Regions from separate parts of the Homo sapiens genome. Here region 1 is linked to region 2. The links are chromatin contacts, found by Hi-C or POLR2A ChIA-PET in ENCODE. All regions are on one chromosome and are shown on one strand. Each heading gives the region's core, a stretch centred on a gene start or an enhancer-like site at or near the end of the contact. The rest is flanking DNA. Distances are from core to core; before and after follow the strand shown.

Region 1 (5,599 bases), core at 726-3,225, 110 kb before region 2:
GTTCTAGAGGCTGGAAAGTCCAAGATCAAGGTGCTGGCATGTTTGGTGTCTGGTGAGAGCCTGGTCTTTGCTTCCAAGATGACACCTCAAATGCTGTGTCCTCTGGAGGAGACAAATGCTGTGTCCTCATATAGCAGAAGGTATATGAGGTACTTATTCCATCCTTGAGGGTAGAGCCCCTATAACCTGCCTCCTAAAGGCCCCATTTCCTGATACTGTTGCATTGGGTCTCAAATTTTGGAGGGTCACAGACATTCAAACCATAGCAGTGATATAATGAAGGGTGTCACGGAAGTTGCTTTCTGGAGGAAACATTACAAATTTAGTCTTAAGCACTTGAATTTAGCATACCTGAGAACATCCAGGTGAACAAATTTGGTATGATAAGGTAGGCTCAAGAAAGAGATTGAGCATGGAAGCAGACAGAGATTAGACATCAGCCTCATAAACGGATGTCTCAGGAGAATGACTGAAGTCTTGATTCTGGCTGAGATTTGCGGACCAAAATGAGGATCTTGTGTCGAGACTGACTCAGTGACAGGGCTCTCCTTAGAAACCTCAAAGCAGCTCTCTAATTCATCCTAAGTATTATGGCAATAGAAGTGCTGAGAAATTGATAAGGTCTCATAACATGTTTTAAAATGTAAAAACAAAGATCAGAAAAAGAATTAAATAAACCTTGGGATTCTGATGTCCAGAACCGTCTTCCATACAATCCAGAAGAAAAGCCTCAGAATGTGAACTCCTACACTATGTAAATTCAATAAGTACACCTAGTAAGAGTAATCCCATTGAGTTCAGATAATAGAAGACATGGAAATGTGTCACCAATAATAATCATAAGACATTCTCAGCACTTTTCCACATGTGGCTAACGCAATCATAACTTAGCAAAGCTACTTTCAGATATACATCAGAATTTCTTGCTCTGTTAAATACAATTTTATGGCAAATCTTTTGCAATTTTCAATAGATCTCAACTTGATCTACTTCTCTTGTCTTGCACCTGCCTCAATTTTCTTGCTACTACTGTGAGGGAGGGGTTTTCTGTTGACTAGAAAGGGAAGTGATTTATGGGGCAAGAGGCAAAAGAAATGGATCCATCTAGAATAGCATTTTTATTATATTTTCTCTAAGTAAAATCAGAAAACTGTTACCCAGAGGTATTATGATCTGGCCATGTTAGACTCCAGCTCCTTATTAAATTGGTGAGTTATGGAGAAGGTGTTACCATCCGAGACAGTTTTTCATTTTCGTCTTTCCATTTAACTATTTCTTGAAGCTGATGAAATACATAGTACTTAGGTTATTGCAGGGTCAGGCAGAACGTTCTTTTTAGGGAATACATAGCAGTGAAAGAATTGTAGGATTTTTAAATCTGGCATCAGAGCTTGGCAAGTTTAAACATCCAAAAACATCCCTTTTTGTGTAAAAAGGGAAAACTCTAATCCAGAGAGACTAAATGACTAAAAGACTCAGAGTGTGCTGCAGAACCAGGTCTGGAACCCTAGAATCCTGGCTCCCAGTCCGTTACTTCAAGTACAACTTTTTCGAAATTCACATTGGCCACGAGTAGATTCTCCTTCCATTGTAAAAGAGCATTTAGGCCACAACCAGCAGAAACACTAAGCTGCCGATTTCTGTTCATGATGCGTCCACCTGGTCATCTTCTGACATTTTCCAAGGGCTGGGACAGCTTTGGAAAGCCCTGTTAGAGACCAGGTTATTTTAAGGTGGAAAACAGAAATCCTAAAAAGCCCAGGCATATACTTGCTTTTTTTTTTTTTTTTTTTTTTTTAATGGAGAAGCTGAGGGACCCAAGAGCCAGCCCTGAAACCTTGATATTTAAAGCAGTTGTCTGTAGACATAATACCCTAGTTTGATCAAAGGGTTGGGCCACACAATCCCAGGGAACAGGAAGGCTGACAAGGGGGGAAGGGCCCTTTGTCCAGGAGGCCTGGAATCCGGATGCCCTGGTTGGCGAGGCTGCTGGCCCTGCTGGGGAGGGGCTGAGGCCCAGTCTATGCCCGCGTTCCTCCCCCTGCCCTTCTGGTCCCTACACTGAGAGATCAGACAGAGCCTGCTGTCTCCCCACACTCAGTATCTGATCAGTTTTCTTCAGGACATTAATAAAATGAATCTATAGGCTTTGCTTGTATTTTTGTTGTTGTTTAATTCTACAATCAGAAAAGGTAAGCACCCCAGTTTAACTCTTTGAGTCTTTCTCCCAGCATGTGGCTTCCTAAACAAATATTTCATCTATCGTTCAGGTCACATTCTTGACCTTGTTGTTTCAGGTGCCTGATAATTCTGGGCTAATGACGGCCTGGCGAGCACGTTGGTTCCCCCACCACCACCCCACCACTCTCCAGTGCACCCTGCCCTCCCTCCTGTCCCCAGCAGCTTTCCCTGGGCTCATTTTAGTACCAGCCCCTTCCCCATTAATTGCTTTTCCTTCGGTAGCCTTTCTTTTCTTTATCAAAGTGCTTGCTCTGAAGGCTTCTACTTCAGATTCCTGCCCCCAGTGCCCTTGGCCTGTTCATTATTTAATTTTGCTTTCAGTCCCCTGCCTGTCAGGCAATGTCTGCACCCTGTGATTGTTTTCATTTTTGAAAGTCTCCAAAGATCACAGCCTTGTAGACACACTTTAAAAATATTATAATGATTTCTGGTGTGCGCACGCGTGTACACGCACACAGACATGAATGAATTAGAAAAATGTGCTTTGGACCGACCTAGGTTCTCTGAAGCACAGAATTTGACTGATAAAAGGGCTTTATGCACTGCCCCCTGGCCCTGCTGACAACACTACCCCTAATGCCTCTCCTTCTGCTTTATGAGTTGCTGAGATGGGTGTTTTTCTGTAGTCAGTCAAACAAATACATAAAGTAACTTCTAGAGCTTTTCGGCATTGTACTAAGCTGGCTGAAGGCATTTTAGAGATCCAATCTTGCTGAGGGGCTTGCATTAACATGGAAGGAAGCAACACTCTCTGATAGCAACTGACATAGGTCTAGTCATGCAGTAAAGCATTCAAAATAATCCGGAGAAAGGGTAACAGATCGAGCCTTTGGGGATGAATGATAACTGGATTCAGGAAAGTTCTTCTGATTTTTCTTTTTGACCCCTAAACGTCAGATGTGTTCAACATTATTACGGACTGAGTTCTATTCCCCCAAAATGTGTATGTTGAATCCCTAACCCCCAGTGTCTCAGAATGTGACTGTTTTTTGAGACAGGGTCTTTAAAGAGGTAATTAAGTTAAAATGAGTTCACTGGGGTAAGCCCTAATCTGATCTCTGGTGTCCTTGTAAGAAGAGATTTGGACAGACCTGCAAGGAGGGAGATGTATGTGGGGCACAGGGAGCAGAAGGCCATCCTCAAGCTAAAAAGAGTGGTCTTAGAAGAAGCCAGCCCTGGCAGCACTTTGAGTTGGGACTTGCAGCCTCTGGAACTATGAGAGAAGAAACTCCTATTGTTTAAGCACCCACTGTGTGGTACCTTGTTATGGAAGCCCTGGCAAACTAATGCAAACATCGGTATTTCAAGATGGTGTTAGTTCTAGATGAACAATGAAATTAATCACAGAGCAATTTCTGGGCAGGAAGTGGCTTTTCTGCCCCTGTTTGGGTTTCCAGGCACTTAATTCTTATTTGCGGACAAGCAGTAGATATTCAGCATGTGTTTATTGGGCACTTCCTTCATGCCACACGCTGCACTAGGCCAAGCAACAGAGATTCAGAAGCCTATGGCTGTATCTAGAGTCCAGATGAGATGAGCTTCTCAAACTGGCAGTGGATGCATGTTGATGACGGTTCCCCAAGGTAATCTTCTTCCTAGGACCTAATGGCCATGTTGTAATAAGACTTTTCTTCTTTAGTTGCTAATTTGATTCCTAAAGTATTAGGTACATGTAAAATAGCCTTTTTGTGTAGATCAAAATGTTGAATTAAATGCAATATGGAACAGAAAATGATTAGAATGCATTCTGGAACAGAAAAAAGATATTAATGAAAAAACCGATGAAATCCAAATGAAGTAGTTCAGCTAATAATAATGTGCCAATGTGAATTTCTTAGTTTTTCTACATGTATCTTGGTTATTTCTATGGTTTGAATGTGTCCCCTAAAGTTCATGTGTTGGAAACATAATCCCCAATGCAACAAAGTTAGGAGATAAGACTTAATAGGTGATTAGGTCACGACAGCTCTGACATCATGAATAGATTAATTTCATTACATGGAAGTGGGTTTGTTTGGTGAGAGTAGGTTTGTTAGAAAAGTGAGTTCAGGCCAGGCATGGTGTTTCACACCTATAATCCCAGCATTTTGGGAGTCTGAGGCAGGAGGATTGCTTGAGGCCAGGAGTTCCAGATCAGCCTGGATAACATAGTGAGACCCTGTCTCTACAAAGAACGAAAAAAAATTAGTCAGGTATGGCCTGGCACCGTGGCTCATGCCTGTAATCCCAGCACGTTGGGAGGCCAAGGTGGGTGGATCACGAGGTCAGGAGATTGAGACCATCCTGGCTAACACGGTGAAACCCGGTCTCTACTAAAAACACAAAAAATTAGCCGGGTGTGGTGGTGGGCGCCTGTAGTCCCAGCTACTCGGGAGGCTGAGGCAGGAGAATGGCATGAACGCAGGAGACAGAGCTTGCAGTGAGCCGAGATCATGTCACTGCACTCTAGCCTGGGTGATAGAGAAAAACCCTTCCTCAAAATGAACAAACAACAACAACAACAAAAGTGAGTTGAGCCTCCTCCTGCTCTTGCACTTTCACTCTCATGCTGTCTTGCCCTTCTACCTTCAGCCATGTGATGACACTGCACAAAAGCCCTCACCAGATGCTGGACCCATGCTCTTAGACTTCCCAGCCTTCACAACCCTGAACAAAATAGACTTCTATTGTTTATAAATTACCCAGCTTCATGTGTTCTTTTATAGCAATATGAAATGAACTAAGACCATTGTGTAACATGCTAACATTAGGGGAAATGAGGTAAAAGATGTGTATAGGAATTCTCTCTATAATCTTGGCAACTTTTCTATGAATTCCAAAAATCTAAAATTATTCCAAATTAAAAGCTTATTTTAAAAATGTTGGAATATTGGCGATTTTACATGGCTTAACCTAATAGGTAAAATCCAGATATTTAAATATAAAGCTGTCTGATACAACCTTTTAATGATACAGTAGTAGGATTTATGTTTGAAATTGAAGTATGTTTTCCTTATAGATGTTTTTAGATAATTGATAGGCTTTTGTACCTTGGCAGCCCAGCTCCTGGATGCCTAGCCAGTATATGTACAAGTAAGAACTAACTGAGCTTTCAAAGATAAAGGACCCTATAGCCATTACTGAGGGACAGCTTGGGCTGAGACCAGCTAATGGAGCTTCTTTCACTTCTTTGACTAGGCAAGGATAAGCTGGGGACTATGTGCTGATGGAATGACTGATTCCTTCTGTTCTTGGGCATCAGTGGACACCCAACACAGCCTCATTCAAGGAGAACTGGTCACTTTCAACTCCTTTCTTCAGCAGAGGATCCTTCCTTCCTTCCCTCCCCACTGGGTCATGTGAGGACAGAAGGATTGTG
Region 2 (5,103 bases), core at 2,146-4,645:
TGCTTATCTTCCTCTGTCCACTGCGTCCTTCATCCAGCCACCAATGCGTTCTCTCCAAAATTCAAATCTAAGCATATGATTATCTTAAAATCCACAGCTTGCCATGACTCTGTGGTTCTTAAACCCTAGTGTGCATCAGAATCACCTAGAGGGCTTCTTAAATCCCAGAATACCAGGCCTCATCTAGAATGCTCTTCCCTCTTCCACAGTTCCCTCTTTCTCCTGCTGAATTCCTCAGTCAAGCCTTCTCTATTTCATCCACCTCCACCTCCACCATCATCATCACCATTATCATCACCAACACATATTGAGTGATTACTGGCTCCATCCCACCGAATCCTCAAAAAAAAAAAAAAAAACCATGGCAATAGGGAACATGATTCTCCCTATAGCATATAGATAATAAAACTGGGGCTCAGCTAGGTCTAGAAACTTGCCCAGAGTCACATAGCTAGTAAATGGTGGAGCCAGGATTCAATCCTGGCAGGCTGACTCCAGTATTGAGGCTCCTAGCCCCTGAACCTACTGCCTCATCCAAGCAGAGCCTTCCTTCCTCAAAACACTCCTCCCTGTCATTTACATATGGAAACACACATACCCTAGAATGTGATGTCTCCCTTACCAGAGTGAGTTATTCAAGGGTGGGTCTTTCTTTCTTTCTTTCTTTTTGAGAATCTGGCTCTGTCGCCCAGGCTGGAGTGCAGTGGCATGATCTCAGCTCACTGCCACCTCCATCTCATGGGTTCAACCGATTCTCATGCCTCAGCCTCTGGAGTAACTGGGATTACAGGTGTGCGCCACCATACCCGGCTAATTTTTGTATTTTTGTAGAGACAGGGTTTCGGCTTGTTGGCCAGGCTGGTCTCAAACTCCTGATCTCAAGTGATGCTCCCCCACCTGCCCGCCACGGCCTCCCAAAGTGTTGGGATTACAGGCGTAAGCCACAATGCCCAGCCTCAAGGGCGGGTCTTTATCTTTATTTCCTATGCCTAGCACCTAGAGGGTACTAATCAATGTTAATTGTTAATTACTTGTGCTAGAGTGTTTGCAAATAAAAGGTAAATTTTCTGATGGGTTCTTGGGCCATACGAAGTGAGAACTGTACCAGAAGATTGTAAGTTCCTTATATAGATATCATTTTATATTGCAGATACATAGATACCTCTATGATGATATATACCAATGATACACAGGTATCATCTTATATTAGGGGAAATCCCGTGAGGGGTGGCGATCCAAAGATTATTGCCATCTCTCTTAGTGGGTCCACATCTTATCCATTTCCATCTCAGCTACTCTGAATACTTCTCTAACTTATTCAGAGTGAAGGGAGTTTTTACCCCAGAGCAGAATGAAAGCAGAGATGCCTAAATGGTAGTTTTACAGGAAGCTTTGGTTAACGTCTTTTCTACTGGTCTAGAAAAATACCCTAGGAAGTCACCATTTTAAACAAACAAACAAAAAAAATCACAGGAACAGGTGCATTAGAATACAAATCTCATGTGTATTTGGAACCAAGACCAACGTTTTCTGTACATAACCACCATCAAAAAAAGAATATCAGTTGTCTTCTATATCCAAATCCAAAGTGCAGGCAAACATCAGCTTTTGGTTCTTCTCTGTTTTCCTTTGAATGACACTATTGCCAGCCAGCCCTCGGGGTTCTCCACTGCTGCAGTTTTGAAACTTTTCTTTCCCAGGTTAAGAAACTAAAGTTGTAATGGAGAAAGAAATGGGAGAAAGCTACATCCCAGAGCAGAGGTGACCTGCCAGCACTCTAAAGTTATTCTAGACCTAGTACAGGCTCAAGCTTAGGACATTTGTTTCTTTTCCACCTGACTTCAAGGAGCTTGTCAAAGCGCAGCCTAAGTTAACAGGCTCTGTCAATGTGAGTACCAGAAGCCAGGCCGCCACCTGCGCTGTTCCAGAAGCCAGGGATACAATGAAAAAACACAAACGTTTCTCCCCATTTTGCTGTATACATTCCAATTCTTTCGCTAGGGACTGTACAAAATCCTGTCTTCTCTGGCAGGTTTCAGGTGGAGGTCCTGGGATGCTTGGACCCAGGACGGCCCATAGTGCGGGCCTCTGCGTCCTCTCCCCCTCACATAGGGGCAGAGGCCAGGAGGCCTGGATCCTTCCCCAGCAACCGTGTGGAGGTTTTTACTTCCTCTGATCCAGGGGACACATGTAATCTTTTTCTACAACTCCCTGAGGCTGGTTTTTCCCACCCTACAAATCAGTAAGCATAAATTTTTGCAGAGAAGCCTGGAGCCATGGGTCCTAAGCATTCAGGCAGCCAAAAAAATTAAATTTTCAACCGGAGCCGGGTAAGGACACATGGTCTCAAACGTTTCCTGCCCAATTGGAGCCGCTTTCCTCCTCTTGCACACTTGCTCCCCCTACTGCCTGACGCTGGAAGTGCAGGCCTGGCTCCGAGGCAAGCTTGAACGCCCCAGCTCGGTCCTGGGATGGCCAGGGTGAAAGCCAGCAGAGCAGAGAGGTTGCCAAAAAAAAAAAAAAAAAGCAATAGTACATCTTTCATAATTCTCCCACTGCTCTGGGGAAGGCACTAAGCTAAGTCTTTTCTTTACATTTGAAGAATAAACTCTGTAATAAAGATTGAATAAAAGTCTTCCCTGAATAAAGTTTTGCCAAATAAGTTAAAGTTAGGTCTCCCTTAAGGGTTCAATAAATGAAAAGAACTTCAGTTTTAGATTCAGACCTCGTGAAATCCCCAAGCCCCTTTGGATTTCAGACCCTTGGAACGCAGATCCAGGTTTTGCGCCTTTATGTGATGCGTGAACTTGGACATCTTATTTAATCTTTTTGAGCCTGAGTTTCTTTAACTGTAATTTGGGCATAATCATATTGTTGGTCTCATAGTGTTGCTGTAGAACGTAAATGAAAGAATGTGAATGCATGAGAAAAGACTTTTACAACATAAAAATAAATGTGAGCTGTTTCCCTTCCAATCCAACGCACACACACCCCTTTTCCATCTATCTAAGTGGAAATGGCCGTCGAGGCAACCTAAACCCCTAAAAAAGGAAGTAGGGCAAGGAAAGCCCGGTCACAAACAGGAAGTAACAGAAATGCCACTGAGAAACATTCAGGCAGAAGAAAGAAAGAAAAACAGTCCTAGGCTGTGTTTTTGAAGATCAAGTTAGATTTAGTTAATGATTTGGGGCGTTGCCAGCCCGACTTGACCCCCTAAATAGGGGGTTTTCAGAGATGGTTAGGAAATTCTTGACCTCGATTTGACCTCACGAATGGGAATTCTCACTCTGCAGTTGGTAGGTTCCTGCCTTTTTAAATGTAGGTCTCTCCTCCTTTTCCCCTGCGGCCATAGGAGGGGCCGAGCGCTCAGCCGGCTGGGAGGAGCTGGGGCTCCGCCTGCCCTCCCTCGCCGTGGGGAGCCGCCCTGCAGCGCCTCTCGGGTTACTGCCTCCCTTCCTGGCTTCACAAACTCGCCACATGGTAGGTTGGCTACTTAAGGGAATGTAAGAAAAAGCACTCAAGTGACGGCATACAAAGAAGTTTTACAGCTCTGGAGATTATGTCAGATTTTCCTTCCTAATTTCTCCTTAGAGGAGACAAAATCCTAGATTTTTTTTTTTTTTTTGAAGGAAAGGGGAAAAAAAACGCAAAACGAAAGGGAAACATATTAACATATCAGGACACATTGTGCTGTTTATTCTCTTGTTTTTCTTTTCTCATTTTTGAAAGCTCTTTCAAGAATCTTACCGCCTTTCTTGTCTTTTCCTTAATTTTGTGTGTTTTTAAGGTGGGGAAGGGAGAGGATTAGAAGCCTGTGAATTTTGTCAGGACAAGGCCTTCCTAAGCTTTTCATTTGTTTGCAGAACCAGAGTTCCTTCTCTGGTCCAGATGAAGAGACTAGTTCCTACCTCCTTCGCCTATACCTCTTATTAAAGGACCCCTCCAACCCTTGTCAAAATGCTTGGTGAAAGTGAGAGTTGGAAAATCAAGAGATCCACATCCATCCTTTGAGTGACCCTAGTCTGCAGACAGTGTCAGAGAGACAAATACAAATATTCTTAAGATGGTATCATGTCCCATCTTAGGCTTGGTTGTTTTTCAATGGCCTCCAACTGTACACTTGTTACAGGAAAGGGGTCCCCATCTAGACCCCAAGAGAACGTTCTTGGATCTCACACAAGAAAGAATTCAGAGTGAGACTGTAGACTAAAATGAAAGCAAGTTTATTAAGAAAGTAAAGGAATACACTTTGGGAGGCCGAGGTGGGCGGATCATCTGAGGTCAATAGTTCGAGACCAGCCTGGCCAACATGGTGAAACCCATCTCTACTAAAAAAAAAAAAAAAGAAAAAGAAAAATACAAAATATTCGGGTGTGGTGGTGCACGCCTGTAATCCCAGCTACTAGGTGGCTGAGGCAGGAGAATTGCTTGAGCCCAGGAGGTGGAGGCTGCAGTGAGCTGAGATCATGCCACTGCACTCCAGCCTGGGTAACAGAGCCAGACTCTGTCTCAAAAAAAAAAAGACAAGACAGGAAAGGAATAAAAGAATAGCTACTCCGTAGACAGAGCAGCCCCAAGGGCTGCTGGTTGCCCATTTTTATGGTTATTTCTTGATGATATGCTAAACAAGGGATGGATTATTTATGCCTCCCCTTTCTAGAGCACATAGGGTAACTTCCTGATGTTGCCATGGCATTTGTAAACTGTCATGGTGCTGGTGGGACTGTAGCAGTGAGGATCCTACACTCATTGCCATCTTGATTTTGGTGGGTTTTAGCTGGCTTCTTTATTTACTGCAACCTGTTTTATCAGCAAGGTCCTTATGACCTGTGTCTTGTGCTGACACCCTATCTTATCCATTGACTTAGAATGTCTTAACTGCCTGGGAACACAGCCCAGTAGGTCTCAGCCTCATTTTACCCAGCCCCTATTCAAGATGGAGTTGCTCTGGTTCAAACGCTTCTGACACAATGGCTTCCAGTTGTACATGCACAACTGAAAACTCCACCATGAGGATGATGATAATGGTGATTTCAAAGTGTTTTCACAGTTGAGCCAGATAACAGCCTATGAGCACACAGAACAGGTGAATTAAGCTTGTGT

Evidence for each region. A loop is a pair of places that touch in the nucleus more often than their neighbours do. ChIA-PET counts read pairs that join two places held with the same protein, here RNA polymerase II (POLR2A). Pooled maps may share reads with other maps.
Region 1: POLR2A ChIA-PET joins it to region 2 with 10 read pairs in OCI-LY7. The contact joins two enhancer-like sites. A Hi-C loop is called at or near these places in 1 of 168 maps with a recorded cell type or tissue (heart left ventricle), 4 of 37 single-sample maps with no recorded cell type and 3 of 50 pooled maps. POLR2A ChIA-PET finds 5 or more read pairs at or near these places in 6 of 52 experiments (A673, OCI-LY7, T-cell and 3 more).

What each region holds. Positions count from the first base shown.
Region 1 is chr4:38,421,132-38,426,730 of GRCh38, reverse strand. LINC01258 (long intergenic non-protein coding RNA 1258) reads left to right here. Exons shown (of 8, transcript NR_110951.1): 8 at 5,419-5,599. Among named protein-coding and RNA genes, the nearest start is that of LINC02513, 57 kb to the right of the region's middle. RefSeq lists an enhancer at 1,513-2,045. Within about 2 kb of position 1,975, at least 2 of the 41 ENCODE cell types and tissues checked have a DNase peak (open chromatin) inside an H3K27ac peak, as active enhancers do.
Region 2 is chr4:38,317,308-38,322,410 of GRCh38, reverse strand. No RefSeq gene overlaps it. Among named protein-coding and RNA genes, the nearest start is that of LINC02513, 47 kb to the left of the region's middle. RefSeq lists enhancers at 3,481-3,981, 3,982-4,482. Within about 2 kb of position 3,395, at least 38 of the 41 ENCODE cell types and tissues checked have a DNase peak (open chromatin) inside an H3K27ac peak, as active enhancers do.